2 separate regions of the Mus musculus genome follow, and region 2 is linked to region 1. A link is a loop called in an ENCODE intact Hi-C map of the cell type or tissue named here. Cell type or tissue: heart. All regions are shown on one strand. Each heading gives the region's core, and the rest is flanking DNA. Links, peaks and the distances in the headings are about the cores only.

Region 1 (7,614 bases), core at 1-5,000:
GAGCAGTCAGAGAGGCTTGCACGTATGTGTTCCTGACAAGACTTATCTCTCCCCAGACTCTGCCAGCATCAGAACCTTGAGCGATGGTCACCACAACCTCACACCAAAAATAACTTCTGCAAGGATGTCTGTTTAACCTTAAGACTGTCGACCCTATCCCCACTCCTCGTAACTCTTTAGGCCAAGTTATTAGCTTCAAAATACTGTATGTAATCCATAGGCTGCTTTTGATAATCTTTTTGGCTGTACAATCGAATACGGCACATACGTTCTCATTCCAATAGTCTGTGAGTCCCCTCCCTTCTCTCAGTGCTAGGGACAGAGTGCCTCCCTTCTCAGAGCCTTCACTGCACATCTTAAGGGATTGGTCTGCCACTGTGCTACGTTCTCAGTCCAAAGGGAATCTCCAGAATTTGTAATTTAGACTTACATACCTCTAGCACTTTGCCTTGCAGGACCTGCTTTTATCCATTGCAGACACACACAGACACAAATTCTGGTGTTCTTAAGGAGATACTTCTGTGAACAGGAGTTCAGTGGATATTCAGACAGCAGTAAGGTCCCAGCCTTTCTTAAGAATAAACCAAGCAATTTGATAACAGCTTTATTTCATAGGCCATATCTTTTTTGTACTTGTGTGTGTCTGTGTGTGAGAGAGAGGAAGGAAAAGAGGGGCAGAGGGAGGGAGGGAGGGATGGAGGAAGGGAGGGACGGAGAGAGATGCGCGTATGCCACAGAAGAGATGCATATATGTGGGTCAGAAGACACCTTCGGCTGTCGGTATTTACCTTCTACCTGTTGTTCGCTGCTGTGTATACCACCATCTTACCTAGCTCCTGGGCCCTAGGGGTTCTCTCATCTCTGCATTCATTTCCCTACAGGGTCACTGGTATTGCAGAATCTTGTGTGGGATGCAAACTCAAGTCCTTGGGCTTGAACGGCTATGCACCTGCTGAGCCATCTCCTCAGCTTCTGGAATACTCTATCAACAATTTGGGTTACACAGAACTCAGTCTTCCTTGTATGTTGATTGTGCCCTCATATAAAGGGCCTGCATTAATACTGACAAGAAATCAGTCAAAAATCAACTCCCCAGCCCTGCATGGTGGCGGTGCACATCTTTAATCCCAGCACTCATGAGGCAAAGGCAGGTGGAACTCTGAAAGTTCAAGACCAGTCTGGTCTATAAAGTAAGTTCCAGGACAGCCAAGCTGTTACACAGAGAAACTCGGTCTTGAAAAAACAAACAAAACAAAACAAAACAGCAAAAGATCAATCAACTCATGTACCATAGTGGCCACAGTGGACTTTGGGCAATAGATCTAGAAACTCATTCTTTCTCCTCACTGGATTTAAGAAAGCAGAGGCTATTAACACAACAATGCATTCTCCCAGCCTCTCTGGGAAATGAATACTTTAGGATCAGAGAGGATAAGAGACTTTCCCATGTCCCAAATGTCACAGAACTCAACTTCCTTAGATATAGAGACATCCTTTTTTTTTTTTAATTGTGCACTTTTCAGAATCTAGATGAAAACATTTAAACGTTATTAATAAATGTTGGGTCAGTTAAAGATAAGACCTAGAGACAGTCCAGTCCAGTTTATTAGAAAACCCAAAGACTTGAGGCGGTCACTAAAACATTTTTCACATAACACCTCCTGGGAAAGATTCATACCATCTCACACAGAGAAAGCAAAACATCTCTGAAATTGCTCCAGTCCACATTCGGGGTCCACAGTGGTTCCAGAGTAGGTTGTTAGCAAGCTGAAGCTAGGTCACCTGGCTATGGGACAGGCTACCAGGGATAGATTCCCCAAGGGGGAAACAGTAGAAATGCAGCTTGGATGGCATCGCAGATACTCCTTAGGGCGGAGTCTGCAGATGGGCAGGGAAGAAATCCGGACCACTGTGCCACTATCCCTGACCAGACACGAACTTCCACCGCTTCTGTGCGGTCCTTTCTACCTCCCTTTCTAGACAATCCTTTGTATTTCGGAATTAAGTCTCTGAGCCGCGGGTCCTCGGGAGCAAGCGCAGGAGGGAAGACCATTACCTTTGCACGTAGTGGATCAGAAACATAGCTAGCAGGACGCGGTTAGGCAGGTTGCCCAGTCGGGCGGCTGCAGGACGGATGCACTCGTACAGCGGCCAGGCCATTGAAGGCAGCTCCTGTAGGAACCAGGCAGGTCGCGCGGGCACTCGGCGGCCGGACCACTGCGAGGAGTAGCGGCCGTAGGAAGAGCCCACCATCTGGAGCCCCACGAAGGCCACGAAAGCCAGGAAACCCTCCAGGTAGACTAGCGCATCCAGTAGGCGCAACTCATCCAACTCCATAGCTGAGGTCGAGCAGCGTGCTCCATGCTCGGATGTCCAAGTGGAGCCACATATAAGCTCAGGAGGAGGGCGCAGAGCAGCCCACAAGGGCCAGCGCTCCAGCAGGGTGTACCTGCCCAGGGGAGGGGCGAGCCACCTGCTCGGGCGGAGACAGGAGCACAGGCTAGCACCACCAGAAGATACCCTCCCGCCCGTAATCCAAACGAGAGAACGATTGGGTAAAACCCCGCCCACACAGGGAGCCACGCCTCTTCGGGGGGAGGGCGCCTTAGTCTCGAGCCCCGCTCCTCAGAGCCCCGCCCGATCTTGGAGCGCTACACACATTGGCTGAGAGCTCCTTTGGCTCGCGAAAAGTTCTGCCGGAGCTCCGCCCCCTCAGCGCCACAGCGGAGCACCAGAGCCTCGCATCACCCACAAAGTCCCGCCTACACAGCAAAGACCCCGCCTCTTCGCTCGAAACAGACTCTCGCTCCGCCCCGCCTAACTTGCAACCACGCCCCTCCACAGTCTAACCCGGACAGCGACAGATCGGACAACACTCCATGACTCTCTGCGCACGCGCTACGATCAGGTCGTCCATGCAGGTGCCTGAGTCTCTGTGTAAGACGGGGAGATTCACGCTCAGTGGCGTTTAAGGTTGATTTGAGGAAACACGTTCTCTATAGGAATACCACCCTTTTTTTTGCGTGAGTTCTCGGCGGGAGCATGTTGTGTCTTTCAGGCATATTTTTTGACTGCCTCTGCTAGGACCCAGCCGCGGGGTCCTCGGGATGCAGCCGGAAGTGCAGCGTGCGTGCGGTTTGGTGGGTCGCTGTGTGCGCTCCGCGTGTGCAGCCGCGTGGGCCATGGGGCGGCGGGCGCGGGGCCGGCGGTTCCAGCAGCCGCCGCAGCCTGAGGGCGAGGAAGACGCCAGCGACGGCGGCAGAAAGCGAGGCCAGGCGGTAGGCGCGGGGACGAGAGGGGTGTCTGGTGGGCTCGCGCGTGCGGAGCTTGCTCGTGGGCCGGGTTCGCGGGTGTCGGTCGGAGCTTGCTCACCTGTCGCTTTCCTGGCAGGGCTGGGAAGGTGGCTATCCCGAGATCGTAAAGGAGAACAAGCTCTTCGAGCACTACTATCAGGAACTCAAGATCGTGCCAGAGGGAGAATGGGACCAATTCATGGAGTCACTCCGAGAACCTCTCCCAGCCACACTGAGAATCACTGGGTACAAAAGGTACGTTTGCTGTGTCTTTTCTGAGGTGTGGACTTGGGGGCTGTAGTGCACAGGAACGTCCTCGGTGGGACATTAGAATATGAATAGAAAACGCGACCCGGGAAAGACTTGGGTCCTATGGGGGACCATCAGAGCAGCAGGAATCTTTGCCTCTCTTGCACGTCAAAGTACGTTGTCCGCAAGACTCGTGGCAATTAAAAACTGAAGCTGTGACAAAATGCAGTATTGCTTTTACCTTATTTGTAAGGTGTGTCCAACAGAACAGTGAACTGGAGGGAGTTAGAAAATTGATGGTGTTGCTTTCTTAGATGTTAACAGGGCCTAGGTGTTAAAAAGTCTGCACACCCCGGAGCGCTTATGGAACGTCTTCTCAGAACTGGTTTTACGTTTAAAACACTTGGCAATCTTAAAGCTATTAAATCTTACCAACTCACCTTCTTAGATGACTGTGAAACTTGCTTTTTTTTTTTTTTCCATAGCCATGCCAAAGAGATTCTCCATTGCTTGAAGAACAAGTACTTTAAGGAGTTGGAGGACCTGGAAGTAGATGGACAGAAAGTTGAAGTTCCACAACCACTAAGCTGGTGGGTACAGAATGCTTCCTCGTGCTGGGTGTTTCTTAGGTCCCCAACCCCCTTTAATGCACTTCTCAGCTCTAAAGTCACTGTCGGCTTAAAGAGCTTGGTTGTACTTTCCTTTTTTTTTCTTCTTATAAAGATTTACGTGTTTATTATATATAAGTACACTGTATTCAGACACACCAGAAGGCATTACAGGACTCATTACAGATGGTTGTGAGCCACCATGTGGTTGCTGGGAAGGACCTCTGGGAGGGAGAGAGCAGACAGTACTCTTAACTGCTGAGCCGTGTACCTAGTCCCTGGATGTATTTTTCAAGCATCTGTTTGTCTGTTTTCCGAGACAGGATTTCTGGGTGTTCTGAAACCTGTAGACAAGGTTAGTCTCAAACTCAGATCCACCTGCCTCTGCTGGGTGGATTAAATCCATGTACCAGCATCATCTGCCTTATTAGATTTATGTATGTATGTATACGAGTGCAGGGAGGCTGTCTTCAGGCACATCAGAAGAGGGCACTGGATCCCATTACCATGTGGTTGCTGAGAATTCAACGCAGGACCTCTGGTCTGGAAGAGCAGCCAGTGCTCTTAACCACTGAGACGTCTCCCCAGCCCCCATCATCTGCCTCTTTTCAAGCATCTTAATGTTCTTTCCTGTAGTGCTTTTATTAACATGAGGTTGGGGTACACATGTTCATCAGTGACTCGCAGTTAATTGAGTTAATGAGTTTGGTTAATTGGTCTTGGGTCCAGCTTCCTCCTTGATGTTCCTGAGTTGCTTCTTGAACTTCTTTTTACAATGACCAGTTTTCCACATCCTAGTTTCCGAGTAGAAGGGAAGACAAGCTCTGCTTGCCAGTCTCATCACAGGTTGCTATGGCTTGTGTGCCAGTGTTTCCCAGCGCAGCCTGCCTGTAGGCTCACATTCAGTCAGGCTTCCCCTGTATCCAGCAGCCAGGCACTCCTGCTCCCATGACAGCCCTTTTATTACCTGTGATCCCTGGCTCTGAAGGTGTAGGATTTCATATTTAATACCTGAAATGCTCAGTAACAGCTCAGATGCTCCACACCCTGAGTGAACTTAAGGAAACTTTTAATTATGGTTTCATATTTAAGATTTTTAGGTAAAATTTTCACAAAAGAAAAATATTTTAAGCAGTTTCTATATAAAGGTGAATTTAGTGAGTCTTTTCTGATAACTATGGGTTTTAATTTTTTTTTTAATGATTTTTCATTTTGAGGCAGGGTCTTATTTAATCATGGCTGGTCTGGAAGTTTCTATGTCGAACAGGCTGAACTTCAAACTCAGAGAGACAATCCCCTCTTCTTTTGAGATTGAAGGCCTATGCTACCATGTCTGCATTTTGGCTATTGGTATATTGATGTTGTCTTTTGTTTTTAGGTAATCTTTTGTGTTTTTTTTTAATCATGGAATATCGCTTGCCATTTTTCACTGGCTATTTGGGTTTTCAATATCCTTCCTTACCATGTTAAGCACAGCAGGTCCGTTTAAATGAGTCCTGGATGTCAGACACTAAAATCAGTGTGCAGAAGATTTCTCCAATATCTCACTAGGACTCCAGACTGGTGGCGTCGATGGAATTGCCTCTGGTGAAGCAGGGTTAATATTTCAGTTGTTTTTAATTGTCTGATACATCAAAGAGTGCTGTGTGTAACATCCACAGAAAATTTCTTTTTCATAATTTAGATGGAAATTAACAGAAGTATCTTAGTGCACAACGGTTGAGCAGGGTCTAAGAACTATTTTTCTGTGTCACTTCCAAGTTTCAAGTTTGTCACTTTGAGTCTGTTTTCCAGTCAGCCTGATTTCATTTTCCCATTTGTTACCATGGCTACAGAGATACACAGAACCTCTGTGACTTGTTACAGGAATTCATTGTCCTGTCTCAGGTGTAACAGTCAGTGCCAACACAGAGATTAATTACTGTCCGACCTGCTTAGTTTGATGCTGGGTTGAGTAGGCTTGGTGAGCAGAGTGTCGTGAGTCACATCAAAGCCCTTGTTCCTGCATGTAGATGAATACATACAGGCCAGGTGTAGATAACACCTGTCCCGATCACTGACTTCACAAAGAAGGAATGTCCTCAGAGTGACACAAATGACAGGAGACTTCATTCTTCAGTCTGCATAGCTGATAACAGACTTTGTTAAAACTGAGTGCATTTGTGGTTTCCAGGAATGGGAGGGGGTGTAGGGTTGGGTTTTGTACGCAAGCTCTTTTGTTTCCTTATAGAATTGCTTTTACAGACATACAAAATAGACTAACAAAATCATAATCAGGAATCTATCAAACATGTAACTGCCTACTACTCATGCCTTATTGTATGAAAATGGTCAACATCTTCCGTCTCTAGGTACCCTGAAGAACTTGCCTGGCATACAAACTTAAGTCGGAAAATCTTGAGGAAGTCCCCGTTGTTGGCAAAGTTCCATCAGTTCCTGGTCAGCGAGACTGAGTCTGTAAGTGGGTTCTGTGAGCGCCCTGGGGCCTGAACACTGAGTGCTGTGATTGCACTGGCACTGTGCTTCCCACCTGGAGAGTGGCCATGGTGAGGAGACCCTGGCCTTAGTTTCCTGTGATTGACTAGGCTTACCTGTCTCTGTTGTCAGCTTGTCTGACTGCCTTCTCTTGGTGGATTCACATGGCTGTCGAATCTGAGTGTAGGACCAGGCTGTCACTGTCACTCATAGTACTTCTGTGCAGTCTCCTCCTTTTTTCTTCTTAGATGTGTGTTCACTTGAACTGTCATACATCCAAGATTTTAGGGCCACTATGGAAGTTATCTAGTTTACTTGTAATGGCACTGTTAACGTCACACTTTATCTTACTGTATCTTGCTGAATGTATTTTTCCTATATTGAACCTTTACCAATGCTGCCAAAAACATGTAGCCGAGTGTAGCTGTAATTCTCATAGGTGCAGACTTTCTGGGTTGGTTCGAGCGACTTCAGTCACTGGACTGTCCCAGTACAGCTGCTGCCCATTCATGTGGACCTGGAGAAGTGCACACTCTATAGCTTTCCTTTTCTTGTTCACCTCTTTCTGATGAAGTGAATGGTTTTGTGCTACTAGATAAAGCGGGCTTCCTGTTCACCAAGCTTTACAAATACTGTGCTTCCCTAGTTACTGGTGCCATTACCAATTTGAAAGTTGGGTCTGGCTCAGTTTCAGTTTCTGGCTGTTTTTTACCACTGTGGCTTTCTGTGCAGATAGGTAGAGGACATAAGTTTGCTTGACTTTCCCTCGATGGAAACTAAGCATTGAAAGCTGCCACATCCTTGTCTGTACTCAGCTCTGCTCAGTTCCTTATCTAGGTTGGTGGTAGAGTAAGAGGTTAGCAAACCATGAGGAAGCATCCAGTTTGTGCTTTGAATAGAGCACAGGCTGGGTGGCGACCAGTGCAGTAGGTACCTAGGTGGTGATGGAGACCCAAGTTGTGAGGGAAGGTGACTATTAGAGGAACTAG
Region 2 (7,614 bases), core at 1,520-6,519, 200 kb after region 1:
CTGAAGAAGTAGCTTCCAACAGATGTGCTGCAAGAAAGTGCAAACAGGCAAAGAAGAGTGAGTCTTCCTTCTTCCGGTGTCCTTATGTAGGCCTCCAGCAGAATATCGAGATTAAAGGTGTGTACCACCATGCATTGATTTGAACTTGCTCTGTCCCATGCTGACCTTGAACTCAGAATTCCGCTTGCTTCTGTCTCCTGGGATTACAGTTGTGTGCTACTTGCCAGAGCCTAAGCTTTTCACAGCCACTATGCCTCAGGATCCGGATCATAGGTGTGCCCTCCATTTCTGGACTGTAGTTCATTCCAGATGCAATCAAGTTGACAACCAGAAATATTCATTACAATGTCCTTAAGCCAACAGGCTAAGAAAGAGTATTAGGAGGGGTGATTTATCCAGCTTACCAAGGGGTGGGGGAACTAGACTGTTTCTCCACAATGGAGGTGAGGAAGTTTATGTCTTGGGGACAGGAGATCCTTTAGCACATCTCTTGGTGTTACCATGTCAGATGCTTAAAGGCAATGGGAAACCATAGCAAAACCCTCCAGGCAGGATGGCAATGACCCAGACCTCTCAGAGATGAAAGTATGGGTCACTTCTCCAGGGACAGAATCAAGACCTGCTGAGGAGCCTATTGAAGGTGGAGGAAATACACAATGGGAGAAGAGGAAGACAGCTATAAATATCAGCCTAAGGGCACACACCAGTTGCAGAAATGAGGATAATAACTGACATGAGTGTTTTTGTCCTGTTTTGTTAAGAACATGTTTGGGCATGCATATGAAAGACTCCGAGAGGAGCCCCTCGCTCAGGCCTCAGGATAATAGCGGACACCCAAGAACTCACAACAGACCAAGCTTGTTGCAAACCACATGAGGCTTTATTCGGGGAAAGCCAGAGCTCTGGGGACGACTCATATCCCACGCAGGGGTAAAGGAGTCGACCTCGAGGGAAAAGAGGTCCCAGTTTTTATAGGCCCTCAGGGGGGAAAGGAGAAGTGGGGAATAGGGGATTTCCAGATCTAAACAATGTCTATTCTCAAGAAATGGGTATGGGAGGGGTACAAGGAAAGAGTCTAATGAAGGTGCAGCAATGGGCACACACCTGGTCAGAACATTGGCAGACACACAGGTTCAAGGAGTGGCCAGAGCATTGTGCACCTCTATTTTTCTAAATCAGTGAAGCTAGTTCTGCTAACACTGACGTCTATCTTGCCAATTTCAGGGCTTCTGTGTCCTTTTGCATTCTGCCAGGATCTTTCACATACACATATATTAAGCTAATATTTGCATTTCCCTCGATTTCATTATCATATGATGTAATATCACATTGATTAAAGATATCAGTAGTCAAGTGCTGTAAATGTATATTGTCACATGTAAGTTGAGTCATCATGCTTCAAGGGACAGTGTACCACGTTATAAAACATATGTGTTTGCAGCTGTTCTTAGGCTAGTTACAACATGTCAGGTGGAATTATGACCTTGTTATTGTTTTCCTTTGTAAATTAAGCATGACATAAGGAGTTGATATTATGTGTGAAGTTGACAAGGACTGAACTTGGGATGGCTAATCTTGGTTGTCAATTGGACTGCCTTTGAAGTAAACTAAAACCGAAGATGCTGGGCACCCACTTAGAGATTATCTGTCTTACCCTCTCTCTTCCTTTGTGAGATAAGGTTTCACTGTGTAGTCCTGGATGTTCTGAAACTCTCCATGATCTTGCTTGGTCTCAAACTCACAGAGATCTGACTTCCTCTGCCTCCCACACACTGGGATCATGGGTGTATGTTACCATACCCAGAGATACTAATCAGATTTTGAAAGCACCCTAAATCTGGGTGTAGTGGCTATTCCTGGTTGTCAACTTGACTATATTTGGAATGAACTACAATCCAGAATTGGAAGGCTCACCAGTGACCCTTATCCGAAGGCTGGGAGATAGAAGTTTCTGATCTGGATCTTGGTATGGAGATCTTGAGGCATAGTGGCTATGGATTCCAGAAGATTAAATCTCCGAGTTCAAGGTCATCTGGGATTAAAGGTGTGGTGGAACACACCTTTAATCTGGGCTACATCTTCTGCTGGAGACAATATAAGGACATTGGAAGAAGGGAGTCTCACTCTTGCTCCCTTGCGTGCTTGCCGCGTGGGACTGAGTAACTGCTAGATCCTTGGACTTCCATTCACAGCTGCTACTGACCATTGTTGGGAGTTGGACTGCAGACTGTAACTCATCAATAAATTCCTTTACTATATAGAGACTATCCATAAGTTCTGTGACTCTAGAGAACTCTAACTAATACACTGGGTCACACCTACTAACAGCTTATAAGACATGGAAGAAAAATTTTGCCTGCTTGCCTTCACTCTCTCTGGCAAGTTCATCTCTCCTGTTGCCGGAGCCCATACTAAATCCAATGACCTTCAGATCCCAATGAAGACCATACCCTGATAGCTCTCCAGGAATCTCCCAGGAGTCCAGCAACAGATTGGGGGCGCAGAAACATGCAGCTCCGCGGAATGAACAGCAACTGGATTCTCAGTTTTTCCACCATGAATCAGCCATTGCTATATCACCCCTGACACACCCTGTCAGACACTCTAACACCACATATATAAAACTAAATATACATGCATTCAACATATCAGTTCTGGGCATTTGGAGAGCTGGGATGGCTAGTCTTGGTGGTCAACTTGACTACATATGGAATGAACAGGAATCCAGAAATAGAGGGTGTGTCTGTTAGGGACGTTTTTGCTTGGTTTGAAGTGGGTGGATCCATTTCTGCTCTGAACCTTTAAGATAAAAAGACATACACCTTTGATCTGGATAGTGAGGTGGGGAGGTGCAACTTTAATCTGGGCCACACCTTCTGCTGGAAGCCTATATAAGGACATGGAAGAAGGAAGCTTTTGTTCTTTGCCTGCTTGCCCTTGCCTTGCTAGCACATCCATTCCTTCACTGACATTAAAGTCTGATTCTTTGGGATTCCAGTGTATACTGAAGACCAGCAAAGACCAGCTGAGACATCCAGTGTCACGGACTGAACTGAGCAACTACTGGATTCTTGGACTCTCTGTTCACTGCCATCCACCATTGGAATAGCTGGACGGCAGCCTATAAGTTATTCTAATAAATTCATATTACGTGTGCGCTCTCTCTCTCTCTCTCTCTCTCTCTCTCTCTCTCTCTAAGTTCTGTTAGTCTAACACAGAGAACCTGTATACATCCCTTGGCATCCCCATTCTCCCTATTTGTCTCTCTCACTTGTCCCCTTGTCTCTCCTTTCATGAAGGTTGAAAGACTTACTTATATTTCTTCTTTTTGTCCTTCAGGACTGGTTTTCATATCAAATTCACCACCCCTTTTAATTGAATTGTGAAATGTTCCTTTTCTAGCACTTAAAAGTGTCTGCAGAAGTTTGAAATAATTTGTTCTTTAATGTTTGATTAATTTAAAAAGTGAGTTGAAAAGTACCTAGGGCTTAGGTATTTCCTTCTTTCCTTCCTCCCTCCCTCCCTCCCTCCCTTTTTTCCTTCTCTCTTTCCTTCTTTCTTTTCTTTTTGAAAGTGATTGTTGTCTCCTGGCCAGTTTTAAAAAGCATGGCTCTATTTTGACTTTCCCACTTAAATACATTTTCTTATTATGTATTGTGTGTCTGTGTATGCCGTGTGTGGGCATACCTGTGACACAGTACCTGTCTGGAGGTCAGAGGGCAGCTTATAGAATTCTGTTCTCTCCTCCTGCCATGTAGGATTCTGGAGACCAAACTCAGGTTGTCGGGGTTAGCAGCAAGCGTCTTCACCCACTGAACCATTTCACTGGGCCCAGATAATTATCTTTTAAAGAAAATTGCTTACATCTCGCAAGCTTTCCAGATTATGAACATACAAGGTCCACTGTATCTAAATTCTTGTCCTTCAATCTAGCTTTCTTTACTTCCCTGATGAGACTTGTTTTTTCTTTACTGAGAAAAGCTAGGTACCAGCTAAGAGTTTTCATTTTTGCCCCTTTACACATGCCTTTGCTGTGTTTTCCAGGTTAACATTTCCCACACACACAGTTCAGAAGCTTCCAAGCGGGTTTTCCCTTCAAAGGCTTACCCCGTCTCTTGCCCCGCCCATAGCGCCCGGGCCCCGCCCCCAGGAGGCCCCGCCCCCGAGGAAACGGATGTGGGCTTCCGGAAGCCGGAAGCGGGCGAGCACTGTGGACCCGGAGTCGCTCGGAGCTGAGGCTAAGAGGCGGGCGGAGCCGGCGATGGCGGAGAAGTTTGACCATCTGGAGGAGCACCTGGAGAAGTTCGTGGAGAACATTCGGCAGCTCGGCATCATCGTCAGCGACTTCCAGCCCAGCAGCCAGGCGGGGCTGAGCCAGAAGCTGTGAGTGACGGCCCGGCAGGGCTCGGCGCGTCTGTGCGAAGCCCCTGCCCGCCGGCCTTGGGGACCCCACTGGGGCTCTAACGTTCATCCCGGGTCCCCGAGGGGAGGCCGGTTCTATCCTGACCGGACCTCACAGGGGAGGCGAGTTCCGTCCTGACCGGGGCGGACGGGCTCCATCCTGACCCCACTGGAGGCCGGTTCCACCCTGACTCCACTGGGAAGGAGGATCTGACCGCACAGGAGAGGAGGCTCAGTCATGACCCCGCTGGGATAGAGGTAGCTCTAGGTCCATCCTGGCCGGACGTGGAAGGCCGGTTCCACCCTGACCCCATAGGGGAGGAGGATCCCTCCTGACCCCACAGGGGAGGCTGGCACCACTCTGACCCTACAGGACAGTCTGGGACTACCCTGATGCCGTAAGGGGAGGTAGGCACCACGGACACTCCACCCCACCCCACCGCACTGGGGAGGTTGACTTCACACCTCAGGGGGGCCCTGAGCCACCTGCTGCATAGGCCTCGCTGTGGAAGAAGGCCACCACAGAGGGTTGATTTCTTGACAGTATCTTGTGTAGGCCTTGGAATGGCCTACAGGGAAACAACACAGTGTTCAGGAGAAGGCCTCACCGCTTATATATGGGACACTTTCCAGGGATCTGGAGTGGTTCTGGAGGGAGCCGAGGTTCAACCCACTAGGGATGGGCTTTTTCCTTGCTGACTGTGGGTACTGCACTTAAACTGGAGCCCACTTCTCCACGCTGTCTACCCTGAAACTCCATTCAGTGACATGCACTCCAGAAAGCTCTGCTCTCTCTTCACCTCCTTTCTGAGTTTAGAAGGGAAAAATTAAGCATCTGAACATATTTTGTAAGTCCAAAGGTGTCCCCAGAATCCCGTGGCAATTAAGGGTTCAGGTGTGTGCAGCATTAGGGAGGAAGAAGCCTGTTAAGGTAGCTAGCGCCAGTCTCCCGACTTCCCTCTGATCCCAGCCACTGAGCTGCCTTGGTGCTGGTGCTCCTGGGTTAGGAAGGTAACATGAAGGTACAGGCAGAGCAGACAGGTAGTCAGGTTCATCTGGGAGAAGGAAGCCAGCATAGCCCTAGCTGAGACACGGCCAGTCCTGCCTCTAGTGTCTGGACCTGGAAGCCGCCTCTCTGTGTTCCCACCCAGGGGAGACCCTTTTCTGGAATGAGAGACTGCCCAAGAAACCATCTCTACCCACAGTTCAGTCTCTTAAAGCTGGGTACAGGATTGTGTCTCACTTGGGATGTTTACTAAGGTATAGAGTTGTGGTCTTGCCCCTCAAGGAGGGCTTTGTGGGATGGGAACAAGCTGGCGCATTGCCTAGACCAGAGCCTGCTGTGACTGGCCTTGTTCTCTTATCCAGTTCCCGTGGCTATCTCATACCCAGCTGCCACCTCAGTTATCTGCCCCGGTGTCCTTGACCTTGGCCGTTTTAACCCTCAGGAATTGAAGCACAGTGGCCAGTGCCGTGTAGGGGTGTGCTGTGCTGTCCTCTGAACTAACCACGTACCCCACTCTGCCTTTTTCCCAGAAACTTTATTGTTACGGGCTTACAGGACATAGATAAATGCAGACAGCAGCTGCACGATATCACGGTGCCTCTGGAAGTTTTTGAGTAAGTATCACTGGGTCTCTCTGATTCTTGGTTAGCTGTGAGTGCCAGTGAGAGGGAGGGAGGCGAGGCCCAGGTGCCACAGGCAGGACCACCAGTCTTCTAGGGTTGTAGTAGGCTAATGGGGTTAAAAAAGGATAACTCTCTCTCCAGTGTTGTGTTGTTGAGAATAGTGTCACATGAAAATATAAAAACATGCTTCCGAGTTCAGTGGAGAAAGGCCTTCAGGCCACAGGAAAACCTCATAATTCTTAAGAGCTATACCTGGGTGTGATGGCATAAGCCTTTGATCTCAGCACTTGGGAGGCAGAGGCAGATGGATCTCTGACTTGGAGATAAGTTTGGCCTATAGAGAGTTCCAGGACAGCCCAGGCTAGACAGAGAAACCGTCTTGAAAAGCAACAAGAGGTGTGTGTGAAGTGTATTGTCTGTCTGTCTGTCTGCCTGCCTATCTATCTATCTATCTATCTATCTATCTATCTATCTATCTATCTATCTATCTATAGATATAAATATAGATATAGACACACACAAACGTGGAAAAATATTGTAGTCTGATCTTTGAGAAGCTTCCCGTGGTAAGCTGAGCCTGGAAGGTGGTCCGTCTTGTGTTGGAGGAAGATCTCAGTCCAGGTGGCTGTGGGGAGGCATCTTTCTACCAGAGTCTGTCACAGCAGAAGCTCAGAGGAAAGTGTTCTGCAAAATCCAAGGAGCTGGTGCCTTTAGCTTGTTCCCAAACAGGCCTTGATCGTATCATGGGAGAAATTTCCATGTTCCCACAACCTTGCTCTTGCACACTTGGAGAGCACGTGGACTTTCCAGAGCCAGGGTAATGTAAGCTCTTAGCAATTCAGCCCAGTGTTTTGCTCTGTGCAGCCACAGAGGTCACAGTCAACTTTTGAGCCTTAAACACCACAGCCTCCCTTGTGTTGAGGAGCCACCCGTTAACTTAACACACATGAATGATAAGCTTTTCGTGCTCTGTTGTTGCTTGGATTGCACTTACTTAAAAGTAATCAGATGCTGCTTTCATTACATTATTACAGAAATATCAAAATGAAATGGGATTCCTACAAATTGGTATTTTTGCTATTTGTCATACAGTCTAGTTGAATGGATATTAACCTGAAGTGATTTATGTTATTCTTTTATGGTTTTTCAAGACAGGGTTTCTCTGAGTAGTCCTGGCTGTCCTGGAACTCACTCTGTAGACCAGGCTGGCCTCGAACTCAGAAATCTGCCTGCCTCTGCCTCCCAAGTGCTGGGATTAAAGGCGTGTGCCACCACTGCCCAGCTTGTTACTTTTTTAATTGAACTTGGTGTGGTGGTGTCCTTTCTCTATAATGACCAATTAATATAGCAAATGTGACAGATTTACTCAGTATACAGAGATATCCAAGAAGTCTATTCTTGAAAAATCTGGATATTGTGGGCAGTGGGCTTTATGACATGAAGATATGGCATTTTGGTAAAAGTATTGACTGTCAAGAGATAGTTTTATCCTATGGACTAACTGGAGAGAAACACTAATAATGCAGTGTACTGAGAACACCCTCTCCCACCAGTGGACACTGGTGTCCTCATAGGGCTCCGATG

Evidence for each region. A loop is a pair of places that touch in the nucleus more often than their neighbours do. Peaks named below come from ENCODE experiments on the same cell type or tissue, not always from the same donor. Only the 100,000 strongest peaks of a DNase experiment are listed, where the experiment ranks them.
Region 2: a loop joins it to region 1, with 4 times the contacts of the local background. A loop is called at or near these places in 6 of 42 quality-filtered maps.

Annotation. Positions count from the first base shown.
Region 1 is chr13:69,608,911-69,616,524 of GRCm38, forward strand. It overlaps Srd5a1 (steroid 5 alpha-reductase 1), which reads right to left and starts at 2,553. Exons shown (of 5, transcript NM_175283.3): 1 at 2,057-2,553. The coding sequence starts at 2,337. It overlaps Nsun2 (NOL1/NOP2/Sun domain family member 2), which reads left to right and starts at 3,106. Exons shown (of 19, transcript NM_145354.5): 1 at 3,106-3,278; 2 at 3,391-3,548; 3 at 4,028-4,132; 4 at 6,502-6,607. The coding sequence starts at 3,183. In heart, for the core only: no CTCF peak of the experiment used is centred there; a DNase peak (open chromatin) is centred at 2,741; H3K4me3 peaks cover 2,850 bases; H3K27ac peaks cover 1,904 bases; H3K27me3 peaks cover 941 bases.
Region 2 is chr13:69,805,670-69,813,283 of GRCm38, forward strand. Med10 (mediator complex subunit 10) reads left to right here and starts at 4,213. Exons shown (of 4, transcript NM_138596.2): 1 at 4,213-4,383; 2 at 5,938-6,021. The coding sequence starts at 4,262. In heart, for the core only: no CTCF peak of the experiment used is centred there; a DNase peak (open chromatin) is centred at 4,172; H3K4me3 peaks cover 1,959 bases; H3K27ac peaks cover 1,442 bases.